Linked DNA regions of Homo sapiens: region 1 is linked to region 2. A link is an interaction called in ENCODE POLR2A ChIA-PET data of the cell type or tissue named here. Cell type or tissue: CD4-positive, alpha-beta T cell. All regions are shown on one strand. Links, peaks and the distances in the headings refer to the core of each region. The heading gives the core; the rest is flanking DNA.

Evidence for each region. Peaks named below come from ENCODE experiments on the same cell type or tissue, not always from the same donor. Only the 100,000 strongest peaks of a DNase experiment are listed, where the experiment ranks them.
Region 1: POLR2A ChIA-PET joins it to region 2 with 24 read pairs; 19 of 35 experiments call an interaction of 5 or more read pairs at or near these places.

Annotation. Positions count from the first base shown.
Region 1 is chr1:160,994,262-161,002,415 of GRCh38, forward strand. It overlaps F11R (F11 receptor), which reads right to left. Exons shown (of 10, transcript NM_016946.6): 2 at 7,024-7,092; 3 at 6,759-6,866; 4 at 6,370-6,516; 5 at 5,885-6,087; 6 at 5,615-5,717; 7 at 5,379-5,486; 8 at 5,135-5,147; 9 at 4,782-4,830; 10 at 950-4,645. The coding sequence ends at 4,610. Among named protein-coding and RNA genes, the nearest start is that of F11R, 23 kb to the right of the region's middle. In CD4-positive, alpha-beta T cell, for the core only: a CTCF peak has its summit at 3,247 (motif pointing right); a DNase peak (open chromatin) is centred at 3,230.
Region 2 is chr1:161,093,823-161,102,321 of GRCh38, forward strand. KLHDC9 (kelch domain containing 9) reads left to right here and starts at 4,539. Exons shown (of 4, transcript NM_152366.5): 1 at 4,539-5,240; 2 at 5,524-5,683; 3 at 5,776-5,974; 4 at 6,239-6,524. The coding sequence starts at 4,714. The coding sequence ends at 6,402. PFDN2 (prefoldin subunit 2) reads right to left here. Exons shown (of 4, transcript NM_012394.4): 2 at 8,465-8,499; 3 at 8,226-8,349; 4 at 6,739-7,037. The coding sequence ends at 6,861. RefSeq lists silencers at 4,673-4,852, 4,913-4,962. In CD4-positive, alpha-beta T cell, for the core only: CTCF peaks have their summits at 1,653, 4,072 and 4,432; DNase peaks (open chromatin) are centred at 2,889, 3,979 and 4,549; H3K4me3 peaks cover 1,247 bases; H3K27ac peaks cover 482 bases.

The DNA.
Region 1 (8,154 bases), core at 1-8,000, 100 kb before region 2:
ATTTTTAGTAGAGACAGGGTTTCTCCATGTTGGTCAGGCTGGTCTTGAACTCCCAACCTCAGGTGATCCGCCCCCCTCGGCCTCCCAAAGTGCTGGGATTACAAGCGTGAGCCACCACAACTGGCAATTTTTGTATTTTTCATAGAGACAGGGTTTCACCATGTTGGCCAGGCTGGTCTTGAACTCCTGACCTCAAGTGATCTGCCTGCCTCAGACTCCCAAAGTGCTGGGATTATAGGTATGAGCCACCGCGCCCGGCCCCAGCATTACTTTTAATGTTCTCTCTCCTCAAACCCAGATACCCACCTCTACAAAAAAAAAGTTAACTTCTGTTTCCACTCCTCCTCCTTCATTCTTTTCCATTCTGGGTCACTGAGCAGGATATAGGTTACCCAACCTCCCCTCCCCAGGATCTTAATCCCGGACCTACCATTTGCCTAGTACTGGTTGTGTGAACTTGGGCAAATTCCTTAGCATTTCTCTGCCTCTCTTCCCCATCTGAGAAACAGAGATAGTAATAGTACCCAGTAAATAAGTTAATGGATGATAGTAGTAAGAAAAAATGGGCTAGGCACGGTGGCTCACACCTGTAATCCCAGCACTTTGGGAGGCCAAGGTGGGTGGATCACGAGATCAGGAGTTTAAAACCAGCCTGGCCAAGCTGGTGAAACCCTGTCTCCACTAAAACTATTAAAAAAAAAATTATCCGGGTGCAGTGGCAGGCGCCTGTAATCCCAGCTGCTCGGGAGGCTGAGGCAGGAGAATCGCTTGAACTCAGAGGGAGAAGTTGCAGTGAGCTGAGATCGCTCCACTGCACTCCAGCCTGGGTGATAGAGTAAGACTCAGTCTCAAAAAAAAAAAAAAAGAAAGAAAAGAAAAGAAAAAATGTTCCGTTTCATATCAGATTTTCATAGCTAGTACCAGAGAAGGGGTAATAAGCTGGAAAAGCTAAAGAATTGGATATTTTTTAATGCAAATTGTTGTTTTTCTTCATTTGTCTACTTTATTAAGCTGTCCTCAGGCCCCAAGAAACATACTGTCCCCTCATTTAGAAACAGACTAACTCCGTTTTCCTCCACTATCCCCTCCCCTGTCCTTGATCTGTAGATCCTGTTAAGACAGGAAAAACAGTGTTGGTCAAAGGGTACACGCTTTCAGTTACAAGATGAACAAGTTCTGAATACGTAAGATAGAACATGGGAGGTGATGTGGCCGGGTGCAGTGACTCACGCCTGTAATCCCAGCACTTTGGGAGGCCGAGGTGGGCGGATCATGAGGTCAAGGGATCGAGATCATCCTGGCCAACATGGTGAAACCCCGTCTCTACTAAAAATACAAAAATTAGCTGGGCATGGTGGCACACGCCTATAGTCCCAGCTACTTAGGAGGCTGAGGCAAGAGAATTGCTTGAACCCAGGAGGTGGAGGTTGCAGTGAGCCAAGGTTGTACCATTGCACTCCAGCCTGGCAACGGAGCAAGACTCCCTCACACACACACACACACACACACACAAAAATGGTGATGTGTTAATTGACCATGGCAATCATTACACAAATGTATGTGCATATCAAACCATGTTGTATACTTTGAAGAAAATAAAAAAACGACAGGAACAACAAACACATCCTTAACACTCAATCATTTTATCCCAGATTATGCTGAGTTCATGTCTCAGGGGAAACACCAAAATCCATGGAACTGCTCTCATTTTTTATCCCCTAAATGTCACTTTAACATAGGAAATGTCCATTGTGGGGTTATTTGCATTTAAACACAGGCCAATGAAAAAAGCTAAATTAAAACGTAATTATCAAGGTAATGGAAAGATATCCTAATCTCTTAATTAACAAGACTATCAGGAATATTTTGAATGTCCAATCACTCTAGGAGTCCCAATTCTCTTAAGGTAAGAACTTCAGGATTTAAACAAACTCAATGTGAAAATAAACATTTATTATAAAAATTAGTTTTGACATTTTAAAGTGAATGCAGACAAGGTGTTTTCCAGTTCAAAAGGTCCATTGTAAGCTAGAGAAGTAAATTCCAAGGCTGGCAATAACTGACTCATATTCTTCACAAGTGGCCTAGACAATAAGGAACCATTCACCTCAAATTCACAGAGCCATGAATCACCTCTGCTTCCCCATGACCTTTTCCATATCCTTCCTACTCTGTCTTCCAACCATGACACAGAACTGAAACATACTTTAAAAATCTCATCCTTGGCTAGGCACGGTGGCTCACATCTGTAATCCCATCACTTTGGGAGGCCAAGGCAGGCGGATCAAGAGGTCAGGAGTTTGAGACCAGCCCGACCAACATGGTGAAACCCTGTCTCTACTAAAAACACAAAAATTAGCCAGGCATGGTGGCACGCACCCGTAATCCCAGCTACTCAGGAGACTGAGGCAGGAGAATGGCTTGAACCCGGGAGGCGGAGGTTACAGTGAGCCAAGATCATACCACTGCACTCCAGCCTGGGTGACAGAGCGAGACTCCGTCTTTAAAAAAACAAAACAAAACAAAACAAAAAACAACAAACTCATCTTTACTGAACCATTTCATAAGCTCTACTTTATTTGTCTAGTTGGATTTCATTTCTTCTGGAAAATTTATTGTTTATTGGCATGTGACCCTTGACTGATGGCTTCATTAGCATTTTGTTTTTCTTTTTGGATCCTTAATAGAAAACTCAATTCTGTTAGGGATTTCCAAATAGGATAGGGCAAAGTCGCACTTAGTATATCCTCCACAGAAAGAAAGAAGCAAAATCAAGCCAAGAGGGCCCTTTACTTGTCCTCTTGCTAAGTTAATAAATAGACTGGTGGATGGTGGTAGATGGAGAAACAAAAATGTAAGGGCAGAGAAGGGTCCAAATGGGGAGGAAGAAAGCAATGACAGCCAGGCTGTCCGGCTCATTCCTGTTCATTCACATGCAGACCACCCATGATCTGGTCTTCAAATTTCTTCTGAATTCCACCCCACTAAATACAGTAGCAGTTACTACTTTAAACTACTACTAAAGCACTTGTTCTCCAAATGACCTGAGAAATCCCCTTGCCTCAGCTCTGGGACAGTAGTTCCTACAGCTGTAGGGAGGTCTGTTAATGCACCTGGCTGAACAGGAGGTACAAGAGTAAGTACCTTCTCTCACTTGGTGGAACAGGCCAAGGAGATCCCCCAAGTACAGCATCAGCTTCACCCTGTGTACCTTCCTCCAGCAAAGGAAGGCCTGGCCACAAGAGGGCTCTGGAATGAAGGCCTGAAATTCAGAAGCTCTGCCTTGAGATAAGAACCAGGAAGGGGCAGGACCAGGCACTGGGAACCAGCCCCAGGTTGCTGGGAAGCAAGGCTTTGAGGCATTTTCCTGTTGTACAAAGGAGCCTAGGAACCCTCAAAGACCTTTTCCCCTACTTACTTCCCACAAAAAAGAGCCTTGACAAACCAAGGTTTTATTTCCAGCAACATTCAGCTGATACAAACACATAGAAATACAATCTCACCAAAGAGCTAAGAAGCCCTCCAACACACGCCCAATTTCAGCATACAGCTAAGACTACACAACACACACACAAGCTCAACAAAGAGCTAAGACCACTACACACATCTCCACAGCACCACAGGCACATCTCAAAAGGGTCTGTCCAGTAGTTCCAGCCAAGGGAAGGGTGATGGCCTAAGCCACCAGCTCCAGCTTTCTTTTCTTTCTTTTTTTTTTTGAGCTGGAGTTTTGCTCTTGTTGCCAGGCTCCTGAGCAGCTGGGATTACAGGCATGCACCACTATGCCTGGCTAACTTTGTATTTTTAGTAGGGTTTCTCCATGTTGGTCAGGCTGATCTTGAACTCCTGACCTCAGGTGATCCGCCTGCCTCAGCCTCTGGGATTATAGGCGTGAGCCACTGCGCCCAGCCTCCAGTTTTCTTTTCTTTAGAGCAGCGGTTTTAAATCCTTTTGGCTTCAAGTTCTCTGAAAATTTACTATGCTCTCCACAACAAGAGCTCCCATTTTCCACAGACACAGTCAATGTCAGTCAGCTTGTATTCAGGAGGACAGGGCAGAGGGATCCCAGTGGCACTTCCCATGGGAAGACAGAAGAGAGTGGGCCCCAGAGATGGAAGGACCCCAGTGTCATCACCAAACAACCATTTCAGCCGCTCTAGCCTCTAATTCCCGCTCTAGAACAGCTGGCCCTGGTCGTCAGTACACAAGGAAAGAGCCCAGAACCAAGCTCAAGATACCTATTCAAAGATCCCTGCCAGCCAGGTGGGCAGTTGAGTGCAGATTCCTGCGACCCCCGCCATTTTTGCTGTCTACTTAGAAGGGAAGTCAATGGCATACCCAGGATTCCTTCCTGATCCCTCAAAGAAATGGGGAATAAACACTTTAAACAAGTTCCAGGCCACTCAGCAGTGGTAGGAAAGGGAGGGAGGGCATGAAGGAGGATGGGGCACATAGCTGACATTATTAAAAACACATCCGAAGAAGTAGGGGGCCCTGTGGGGTGTAGAAGACAAATAAGGCATCCTGTGAAACTACAGACATCAGGGGCCAGAGTCCGGTAGCACCTGAGTAAGGCAAATGCAGATGATAGGCGGTGAGCCGACCAGGCTCACACCAGGAATGACGAGGTCTGTTTGAATTCTCCCTGCAGAAATAAAACATCCAGTCAACTCTCAATAGTCTTCTTTAGCTGATAATCCCCAAAACACATAAACATGGGCTAGAAATCTCCTCACTCCAGCCCCAGGTGGCCCACCCCTGCCCAGGGGAGGCATACTCACTTCACTTCGGGCACTAGGCTGGCTGTAAATCACCTTCTTACTCGAAGTCCTGTGAACAAGCCAGAAGACAGAGACACTCAGCCACCTAGGTGCTTATTAACCTCCCCTTGCCAACTTTAAAGGCCAGAAGCGAGAATGCTACAGAAGCACAGAGTGCGCAGCAGACAGGTATGGGTGGGGTAACAGGACAGACCCAGGGCCAAGGCCACAGAGAAAGGGCTGGATATCCAAATGCCTTCCCTCCAAACTGGTTGCTTCTGCCTTCAACCCATTCCCCTAGGCCCACTTCAGCTTCAAACCACATGCATCCATGCTCTCAAACTTGGAGAACCCCAGGACAGCACCTCACTCACCCTTTCTTTGTTCCTGAAAGAGAAGAAATGGGATCATGAGTGTCAGCAGGACAGAAGACAGCATGGCTTGGGAAGATGGAGGGGCAGGCCCCCAGCTCTTGGTGTTAGATGGGTGATCAGTGTTCCCCAGGGGACAACACCCACACACATGAGCACAGTATCAGGGTCAGTACTCAGATGACACCCATGCCAGGCCCTGGGATGGGGGCAGTACAAAGGAGAGCCTCTGGGGGCAGATACTTACTGTCAAAGTGGCCTCGGCTATAGGCAAACCAGATGCCAAAAACCAAGATTCCCAGGAGAATCAGGGTTACAAGGACGGCTGCCACGATGACCCCCACATTCCGCTCCACTGCGAGACACAAATAAGAAGTCAGGCACGGGGATACTCACTCACGGCACCTACAGTATCACCAATGGCAGGATGAAAAGCAGACCCCAATCCCCACCCCAGGTCTGGGCTCAAGCCCTAACTCTCACCAGCTTCCATGCGCACAGCATTTGAAGTCATGGGTGTCCCATACCCATTCCGTGCCTCACAGCTGTATTCTCCAGTATCAGAGGCTGACAGGGGATCAAAGACCTGAGGAAGGAAAACAAATTGGCTTCCTGCTGAAGAAGCAAAATAGACATTTTTTAATGTCTCTTGACCCCAGTTCCAAGTTCACCCTGTTGCCTGTTCTTCCTCCCACCTTTTGGGGTTCTATAACTGCATCCCCCACACATCTTTCACCACCACCCCATACATACCAGCTCTCCTGTTGTGGGATTCAGGACATAGGAAGAGTTGCTGAAGGCACGGGTGCTTTTGGGATTCGTAGGCATCACTATCCCATCTTTGAACCAGGTGTATTCAGAAGGTGGGGAACCATCTTGTTCTGAGCATGTCAGCACTGCCCGGTTCCCAATGGTGGCAGAGGAGGGGATGTTAACTGTAGGCTTGGATGGAGGCACTGTGGAAGAGAAAGACAGAAGGTGCTGAGTACAGGGTGGGGGCTGCTTGAGTCTAAGTAACCAACTACAATGGTACCCCCAACTACTCAGCTCAAGCCTCCTACTCTCACCATGCCCCTGGCTGCCACCTAACCAGGGGCTCATCTCCCTCTCTGGCAGCTCCAGGACTCTGAATAGCCCACCTGTGGGTATTCTCACCATCAAAGAGCTCCAAAGTGCAGCAGAGCCTGCTATGAGAAGTAACTAACTCCAGGCCCACCCAGAAGACATGGGGCACGTACCAAGCACGATGAGCTTGACCTTGACCTCCCCATAGCTGTTGCCGCCTTCCTCAGAGACCATACAAGTGTATGTCCCAGTGTCTTCCCGTGTCACGGACTTGAAGGTGATACCAGTTGGCAAGAAGGTCACCCGGTCCTCATAGGAAGCTACCACAAGAGGAGGCAAGAGCAAGGACAGAGTGAACTGGAGAGCTAAGGGAGGCTGATGAAGGGGGCATCCAAGGTACGCAAGTGCTCTCCTCTTCCCCCAGAAAGGGGGGTAGGAAGGCCATGAGGACTTCAGCCCCAGGGTGTGCCCTGGGATAAGGGCACAAAGTCTGGATCGTAGAATCCAGGCATGATAATCCCTCCACAACCTAGGCAATCAGGAAGGAGGAGAAGCAACTCACCTGTGATCTTGTTATTATAGCAAACGAGTCTGGTGGTGTCTCCTTGGTCAAACTTCCACTCCACACGGGGAGAAGAAAAGCCCGAGTAGGCACAGGACAACTTCACAGCTGCAGACAGGGTCAAAATGAGCCGAAGGAAGAAGCAGCAGCAAATACACGAGATGGGGAACAGCCCCAAACTGCAGGCTGGGCTGGGTGCTCTCTAGATCCCCAGGCGGCCGGCAACTGCTCACCCTCACACCCTCCATGGCCCCTCCCAACTCACGATTATTCTCAGGAATTCTGACTTCAGGTTCAGAAGAGTGCACTGTAACACTGCCCAATGCCAGGGAGCCTAAGGAGAAAGAAAGAGGTGGGCCCTGTCAGGAGTGGACAGAGAAATGCCAGGAAGAAGGAGTCACAGACCCAGTGGACAGGGCTTCTCCATTCACAGACCCTAAGAGGAAGGGATTCCAGACTTATGCTCCCTCTGGCTCTCACACTTTGTCACCATGATCCTAAATGTCTTCTTTAAGTGCTTTTTGCTACAATTGCCAGCTAATACTTCTTTTATCCATGGGAATGCAGTTTCTTTTGCTTCTAATTTTTCTCTCTGTGACTCCCAATAATCTAATTAGATTTCTACTAGTCCAAGGGCAGCTTCCAGAATGACATTTCACTGTTCAGAGAAAGCTTCTCAACAAATGATTGCAGCCACTTGTCAGGACAATCCTGGAAGGAAGCCAGCAGGGCTGGAGGCAAGGGATGGAAGGGAAGGGCAGAGCCATGATGAGGATAATAATAATACTCGACATTTGTGGAGCATGTGGTGCTTTTAAAAGTGTTTTCGTGTACATTATGACACGTTGCATCATTTGATCCTGGACACAAGCATGACAGATCGGCAAGACGTATATTATTATCCCGAGTTTACATGAGGAACTGAGAGTACAAGAAGTAAATGTGCCTAAGATCACACAGCTGGGGCCAGGTGCGGTGGCTCAGGCCTGTAAACCCAGCACTTTGGGAGGCCGAGGTGGGGAGGTCATGAGGTCAGGAGTTCAAGACCAGCCTGGCCAATATGGTGAAACCCCATCTCTACTAATAATACAAAAATTAGCCAGGCATGGTGGCACACCTGTAGTCCCAGCTACTTGGGAGGCTGAGGCAGAAGAGTCGCTTGAACCCGGGAGGCGGAGATTGCAGTGAGCCGAGATCGCGCCACTGCCCTCCAGCCTGGGCGACAGAGCAAGACTCAATCTCAAAAAAAAAAAAAAAAAAAAAACACACAACTGGTTCTGAGGTGAAGTTTGCACTAGAAGTGGGTTCAGATCACCTCATTAGAATATTCTACTTGCCAAATGGAGAAAGAAAAGAAAAGATAGTGTGTGCTGGGTGGAGGGAGGGAGAAGCAACA
Region 2 (8,499 bases), core at 319-8,318:
ATTGAAGCTCACTCAGGTCTTCATCAAAAATTGAGACCTTATGACTGTGCCCGGGGACCCCAAACTGGTGCTATAGTTCTAGAAAGCAGCCAAAGGGAAGAAGTCTGGCCACTTCTGGAAAGTTCTAAAGCTCCTTGCAGGAAAGTCAGATGGCTGGCTCTGGTCAGCAGGAAAAAAAGGGCAGTAACCCAGAGAGAAAAACACAAAAGTCGAAACAGTGAGAGACAGATCTCAAGGCACAGTGAGAAAAATGGAAACTTAAAGACAGAAAAATATACAAATGCTCCTTGACTTTTATGATGGGGTTATGTCCTGATAAGCCCATTGCAAACTGAACATATAAGTTGAAAATGCATTTAATATACCAGTCGCTAGCCCTAGAAAATATCAAAATTTAAAATTCAAGTATGGGTCCTACCGAACACGCTATCATTTTTGCATCACTGTAGTTTAAAAATTATAAGTTGGGTTGGGCATGGTGGCTCACACCTGTAATCCCAGCACTTTGGGAGGCTGAGGTGGGCGGATCATGAGGTCAAGAGATCGAGACCATCCTGGCCAACATGGTGAAACCCCGTCTCTACTAAAAACTCAAAAAATTAGCTGGGCTTGGTGGTGCGTGCCTATAGTCCCAGCTACTCAGGAGGCTGAGGCAGGAGAATCACTTGAACCCAGGAGGCGGAGGTTGCGGTGAGCCAAGATTGTGCCACTGCACTCCAGCCTGGTGACAGAGCAGGACTCCGTCTCAAAAAAAAAAAAAGAAAAAGAAAAAGAAAAATTGTAGGTTGAACCATTGTAAGTCAGGGATTGTATTGGAGACACACACACACACACACACACATGCGCGCGCGCGCCCGCGCGCGAGTTATTGAAGGGGGAGAATTCAAAGAGACAAAGTGGCTGAAGTGGCCAAGACAAAATCTGAAACAGAGACAGAAGGACCCGAAGAGAAATTTCTGGATGCCATGATTACTCAAAGTCCTTCTGTCTTCTGCCCTCAATTCCCACCGCTCAGCAATGACCCAATGATACTTTCCTACTCAACATTGCCTACTCCCTCAACAACATAAGCTTCTCCCCATCCTTATTCCACCTCTCCATCATTCTCTACCTTGGCTGATTACCACTCCCCTCCACCCTAAAGCCTGCTTACAATTTCACCTTTCTCTCAATCTCCTTCTAGCTCACATTCAGTCAAAGGAGCTCTCAAGATCTGACCTCATGCAGTCTCTTTGCCTGGTCATTTCTCTGTCCTTTTGTCCCTGTCTTTATTCTGGCTGAGCTGAGAGCAAAGAGTCAGAAATGGGGCCAGGATGGCATAGGGCCAGGAAGTCAAGCAGCTAGAATGAGCTGTGTGAGAAATAGAGAAGGGTCAGGGTACAGCAGAAGAAGAGTCAAAGAAAGGGCCTGAAGGATGGGGACAGCCTGGGAGACATGGGCAGAGGGAACTGTGGGAGTCTTGAGTGCGATTAAGACCGTTTGGTGCAATTGTTGGTCTTTCTTTCTTTCTTTCCTTCTTTCTTTCCTTCCTTCCTTCCTTCTTTCTTTCTTTCTTCTTTCTTTCTTTCCTTCCTTCCTTCTGTCTTTCTGTCTTTCTCTCTCTTTTCTTTCTCTCTCTCTCTTTTCTTTCTTGCTCTCTTTTCTTTCTCTCTCTCTTTTCTTTCTCGCTCTCTCTTTTCTTTCTCTCTCTCTTTCTTTTCTTTCTCTCTCTCTTTCTCTTTCTCTCTCAGTCACCCAGGCTGGAGTGCAATGGCACAATCGCGGCTCACTGCAACCTCAGCCTCCCAGGTTCAAGCGATTCTCTTGCCTCAGCCTCCAGAGTAGCTGGGACTACAGGCATGCACCACCACGGCTGGTGAATTTTTTATTTTTTATTTTTAGTAGAGATGGGGTTTCACCATGTTGGCCAGGCTGGTCTTGAACTCCTGGCCTCAAGTGATCCACCCACCTTGGCTTCCCAAAGTGTTGGGATTATAGGCGTGAGCCACCACACCCAGCCCAATTGTTGGTTTTCTGTATGTACCGAATAATGCTAAGAACCAGAGATGGTTCCAGGGTCAGAAAATGGGGTTAAGGAAGGGAGAAGATAGAGTAAGAGCTTTGTGAAAGTTTGAGGCAAGGGGGCGTAGATTTGGGGCTAGGATAGACATCTAAGGCTAGGTAGGAAGCTGGGTGCTTGCTTGCTAGAGATCATATAGACTCTTGGCCAACTGAGACAAAGCCAACATCAGGGGATCACATCAGGATTACGAGACTTTCAGGATATCCAGTCCCTGCTCTCATTTCTGGACAGAGGTTGTCCCTGGATATTATTAGCAGGTGAAAGCAGGTTCACAGCCCTGGCTGCCCTTTTCCCTGTCTCTCACAATTTTCTCTCAGTTCCCCCTTTCACTTATCTTAATGCCCTTTCAGTTTGTGTATCATTGACAAGGTCATTATAGACCACTGCAGATGCTGTCCTGCGGTGTGAAGCATGTGTCATACAAGTCCAGGTTGGCTGGTTTGCTTTCTTCCTCTCTCTGTTTCTCTCTTTCTGGCTTCTTTTCTCCCTCCTCCAAAATATGGATTTGGTTCAAACTAACCTAAGAAGGTAGGAGTCCTAGGCAGTTCCTCTCCCAGGGTCTTGGGATGGCAAAGCAATGGACAGATGCTTCCAGCTATTAGGAGGAACTGGAAGCATCTAGGTACAGAACTGGAGAGGGTACAGCCAAGGAGTATGTGAGGTTCAAGCTCTATGTCTAACTAAGATGCCTACTGCTAAGGACTCAGAGTCAGAGAGGAAGCTGGGAGAGAGGAGCTGGAAAGGCCCGTGGGGTGGGGAGTTCCCATTTCTATCCAGGAAAGGCAGAAAGTAAGTCTAACAGAACAGCCAAGACTTAGGCAAAAGCAAGAGCCTAAAATGGACATATAGGCCAATAAGGTTTAAGCAAAATTGCCCCACCCCTGAGGCAAGCCCTTGCCTAATCCTAGGAGTATGACAGATCTGAATCCAGCTGTTGGGAGGTTAGCCAGTGAGAAAGAAGCCTGAGGGAAAAGACTGACTTTTAAATTTCAGCCAAGGACAGTAAAAGTTAGTGATTTTTTAGAGATTCTTACCATGATTTTGGAAAACTGAGAATACTGCCTGTCATACTCAGGGAAAGCTATAGTTGGGAGGGCAGAGACTTTCAAAGCTATTGTTGAATCTTGGCTTTAAGGTACAGGTGGGGAACAGGTCCTGGTAATCTTCCAATCTCTGTAACTGTGCCTTTCCTGCCCATGCCATCCCCATGCTGTGTTCTCTGAGGACCAAGAGTTGGGAAGAGGAGGGGAAAGCCCTGCTGTGCTATCAGACCCTGCATTACATGCCCATCCTCACTGCAGCCCTGGCCACTGTCTCCTTTCTTCCTTTCTTTATTTCTTTTCTTTTTTTCTTTCTTTCTTTCGCCAGGGTCTCACTATGTTACCCAGGCTGGTCTTGAACTCCTGAACTCCTGGCCTCAAGTGATTCTCCTGCCTGGCCACTTTCTATGGTCTCAGTATCTCAGGTATGATGGGGAGCAAGGTGATGTGTAGAAACCAAAGGCCACAAGTAGCAGTCATCATTCCCACTTACAGCCCAGTCCCAGAGGACACAGATCCTGTTTTTGCCCCACACCAGCTGTGTTGGGAGGAAAATTCTGTCTGTATTTCCTCCTTCAGCTGAAAGCAGAAAGCTTGCATCTGGGCCTCTTCAGTTATCACTTGGTCCTGGGGGACAGAGTTAATATCTGGAAACTGGCTTAAATAAAAGATATCAGGGAAGGGTAGGAGTCTGTTTTTCTCATTTTCTCACTCTTCCCCCACTTCACCCTTCTAAGGCTGCGTGGGTTCTCTCTCTCTCTCTATCTCTCTCTCTCTCTCTCTCTCTCTCTCTCTCTCTCTCTCTCTCTCTCTGTGTGTGTGTGTGTGTGTGTGTGTGTGTGTGTGTGTGTGTCACCTGAGAGACTGGGTTCTGCTACCCTCTAGTGGCCAGAGCTGAAAGGACTCTCCCACCCAATCAATCGGGACCTTCAAGCCTTTGGGAATAAACGAACAGCCTATTTGATGAATGACAAAACTGAGAAGGCCTAGAGAGAAACAATGCCTTTGAGGGTCAGGGGCATAGTTGGGACTAGAACCCAGGTCTCCTGTCTCTCGGGCCAGTGGTCAGTCCACTTTCACTTCCCCACCCTCTGACTTTTGCTTCTCCTTCCTTGCTCATCCCTGGGGTGGTTAGCCCGAGTAAGAAACCCTGAAGCCAAATGATCCCTCCCGGCCCTAGTGGAGCAGCACCTGCACCTCAAATGTCAAAATCGCAAATCAGTTCACAGCGGAGATCACAGGGGTTTATTCTAAGGACCCGACTGTCCTCCGACTTTCTGAGGTTAACAATCTTGCAGGATTTTTATTGACCTGATACAGCTCCCGTAGCCTTGGTGGCACCACCATACGGTTCCCGATAGCCACCCAGGTGTCCTGTCTCCACGGTAACTGCTGCTTTGCGACCTTCGGTTTGCAGCGGTCGCGCTGCAGCCGCTGCAGTGGTTGCTGGGCGACCACGGAGAGAAAGCCGGGACTTGAGGTGGGAACCCCGGCTGGCGTCCGGTAGGGGGAGGTTCCCGGGGAAGCCCGCGGAAGGCGAGGTGCCTGGCCTGCCATGTAGGGGCTCGTTCCAAGCCGCAGACCCCACCGCCCTCCCTCTCCCCGGGGCCCATGGCGGTGGCCGTGCCCCCGGGTCGGGCCGCAGGCTCAGGCTGGGCCTGGAGGCCAGTGGCGCGGGACGCGCTTTTGGCTAGAGCTTTCCATTCATGCACCGAACTGCGGGGACGGTTCTATCTCGTAGGTGGTCTCCTAGCAGGAGGAGCGAGAGAGCCCAGCAGCGATACGGTGGTTTTCGACCCAGCTAGGGGCCAGGCCGTACGATTGGGAGCCCGGGGCAGCCCCCCGCGCAGTCACCACGACGCGGCACCCGTGGACGGGCGTTGGCTCTGCGTGGTGGGCGGCTGGGACGGGTCTCGCCGCTTGGCCACAGTGACCGCACTGGACACAGAGCGCGGTGTGTGGGAGGCGTGGACAGGGACCCCTGGTGACTGCCCCCCCGCCGGCCTCAGTAGTCACACCTGCACCCGAATCTCTGACCGAGAGCTGCAGGTGGCTGGCCGGGAGGGCGGTATCCACACTCAGCGACGCTATGGAAGCATCTACACATTAAGGCTGGACCCCAGCGCCCGCACCTATTGGTATGGCACCCTCCGCCCAAAACCTTTCACTCTCATCCACACTCTCGAAAAACAAAAGCCTAAGCAGATTTCTCAGGCAATTTATCCACCTCCTCACTCTAGCACCCTCCTTCCAGGGGAACCTACCATGTTTAAGCTAGCTGAGCTCTCTACAGTATTACCCTCCCTCTTATCCCACCTACCGCACTGCCCCATGCCTCTTCTCCATCCATCCTTGGCAAGGGCGGTGGCACTTACATTTTCCAGAAAACCCACTCAGCCCTGAATTTCTGCATGTCCACAGCTACAAGCAAGAAGGCTGCCACACAGCCTCACGCTCAGGTCACTGTGCGGCCCTGCTCCAAACTCCTGGACCCCATCCAGGTCATCAGCTATTGCTCTTTGGAGGTTGCAACTTAGCTGAACCAGAAGTAGCTGGGCATTGGAGTCATGGGAAAATTAAGGTATTAGCTCCTCACACATCTTGTTTAGGATGGGAAGAGGCTAAAATTGTGATGCCCAGGTCTCTTCGGACAGTCCTTTCTTTCTCCCCAAGGAGGAACCACCTGTTGCTCCTCATTTGATGGAACAGCTTGCAAGGCTTGTGAGCAGTGGGCAGGGGTCCCAGAAGGGGCCCCATGGACTACGGCATCACTCATGTTCTGTGGTCGGGCCCTTTGCTGTGCTGTTTGGTGGAGAAACTCTGACCAGAGCTAGAGACACCATCTGCAATGATCTCTACATCTATGATACTCGTGAGAGCCAGACTAATGGCTGAAGGGGGGGAAGGTGGGAAGATGGGGGAACCTGAAGACTACAGAAAGAGGATGGAGTGATGGGGTAGGGAGGAGGAAAAATTAGTTGACAGGAGTTAAAGGAGTACACAGAATATTAAGCATTTGAAGAGGCCTACAAATCAAGTGAGCAGAAAAACAATGGGCAAGCCCTTGGTCATGTTGAATTCTGTGAATGACAAAGTGCTACTGCCTCAATAACCACCCTCTGCCCGTATCCAACAGGCACATCTCCTCCTTTGTGGTTCCACTTCCCCTGTGCAGATCGTGGGATGAAACGCATGGGCCATCGCACCTGCCTTTGGAATGATCAGCTTTACCTGGTTGGGGGTTTTGGTGAGGATGGCAGGACAGCCAGTCCACAGGTTTGCATCCTGGACTTTATCTAAATAGTGCCAAGACACATCACTAAGCCTCGTTTTGTTTTGCTTTGTTGCAAACCTATAAAGCGTTATCACCAGAGCTATCTGCTTCACTTCAAATGCTTATTAAATTTCAATCTGAGACTCAAGATTTGTCTCTGAAATTTTTGGGGGGAGGGGGAAGGGCAGTAAATAAGTGGACATACCTTTATTTGCAAGGAAAGGATAAAATAAATATGGGTCCTACTCTCATATTATGAGTCATTAACCTGATGGAAACAAAAACCACACATCATATGCTGTTCCGTGTCTCAAAACAATTTCCACCCCCAAGTGGGAGAAAACTTCAGGCTACAGCTAAGATTCTGACCAAAACATTTAATTAACAAAAAAATATTACAATAGCAGAGAAAATAATAATAATAACAATAAAGAGAAATTAGAAGTGGGAGTCAGGGTAGAAAAAAATGCAAAGGCCTTGGTCCCTAGGAGACCAACACTCCAGCTGAGCTGGCCTTAGCCCCAGCCCCTTCTGAGTTTTCCTTGGCTGCTGGCTTCTCATCTTCTCCCATGAGACGAATGTTGTGCTTTTCCCGGAATTCATTTAGTTCTTTTCCCTTTGCCTGAAGCTGCTGTGTCAGTGTCTCAATGATCTTCTGTATCTAGAGGACAAGTGACAGGGATTATATAAGGAATTCAGGACTCCTTTCCCCCACCTGGAATGGACTATGGTTGGAGGAAGTGTTAACACATTTAACCTTACCTTTAACCAAGTAGAGGAGCCCAGACATTAAAATTATTCCTTTCTTGAACACAGTGGTTTATACACTTTAATGTACTTAGAATCACCTGGGCTGCTTATTTTTATTTTTTACAGAGACAAGTTCCTACTATGTTACCCAGGCTGGTCTCAAACTTCTGCCTCAAGCAGTCCTCCTGCCTCGGTCTCCCAAAGCGCTAGGAATACAGGCATGAGCTTATTTTTATTTTTTCATTTTTTATTTTTAATATTTTTTTTTTGAGTTGCAGCATCGCTGTGTCGCCCAGGCTGGAGTGCAGTGGTGCAATCTCAGCTCACTGCAAGCTCCGCCTCGCAGGTTCACGCCATTCTCCTGCCTTGCCCTCCCGAGTAGCTAGGACCACAGGCGCCCACCACAACGCCCAGCCAATTTTTCGTATTCTTAGTAGAGATGGGGTTTCACCATGCTAGCCAGGATGGTCTTGACCTCCTGACCTCGTGATCCGCCCGCCTCGGCCTCCCAAAGTGCTGGGATTACAGGTGTGAGTCACTGCAACCTGCCTAGCTTATTTTTAAAATGTCACTTCATGGCACTCCCAAAGGTTCTAATCCAGTGGGTCTGGGAAGCTGCATTTATAAATTAGTCCTTCAGGTGATTTTGATTCATGTATTCGTGAAACACACACTATGAGAAACATTACTCTAACCCCAATCCTCCCACCCCAATTCAGCCAAGTCACAGAGCCCACAGCAGTCAGCAATTCCTCTTGTCTAAGAGTTGCACTTAGCATAGCATAATGAGCATAGGCTATTTTATGCTGCCCTCCTTTTATCTGAGACAGGGTCTCACTCTGTCACCCAGGCTGGAGTGCAGTGAGGTGATCACAGCTCACTGAAGCCTCGACATTTTAGGCTCAGGTGAGTAGCTGGGACTACAGGCACATACCACCATACCCAGCTAATCTTTTGTATTTTTTGTAGTGATATGGTTTCACCATGTTGCCCAGGCTGGTCTCGAACTCCCGGACTCAAAGAGTCCACCTGCCTTGGCCTCCCAAAGTGCTGGGTTTACAGCCACTGTACCCGATCCTATTCAATGATTCTTGCTCACCTGCTCCTTGTTGTTCTCCAAAGCGGGCAGCACCTCTTTGACAGTTCGCTCCACCAGCACTCCTCCAACCATGCGGTAGCACTTACGAGTTTCATCTACCTCCTTCAGTGTATCGATCACTAGGCTGGGATAGGAGAACAAGGCAGGACCTGAGGATTCAGCCCCACTCTACTACAAATCCCCCTCACGGAGTAGCCCACACAACTGTCCTACTGTTTGCCTCTCCCTGACTTTCTCACCTGTGCTCATTCAACTCCATCTCCAACTCAGCTGC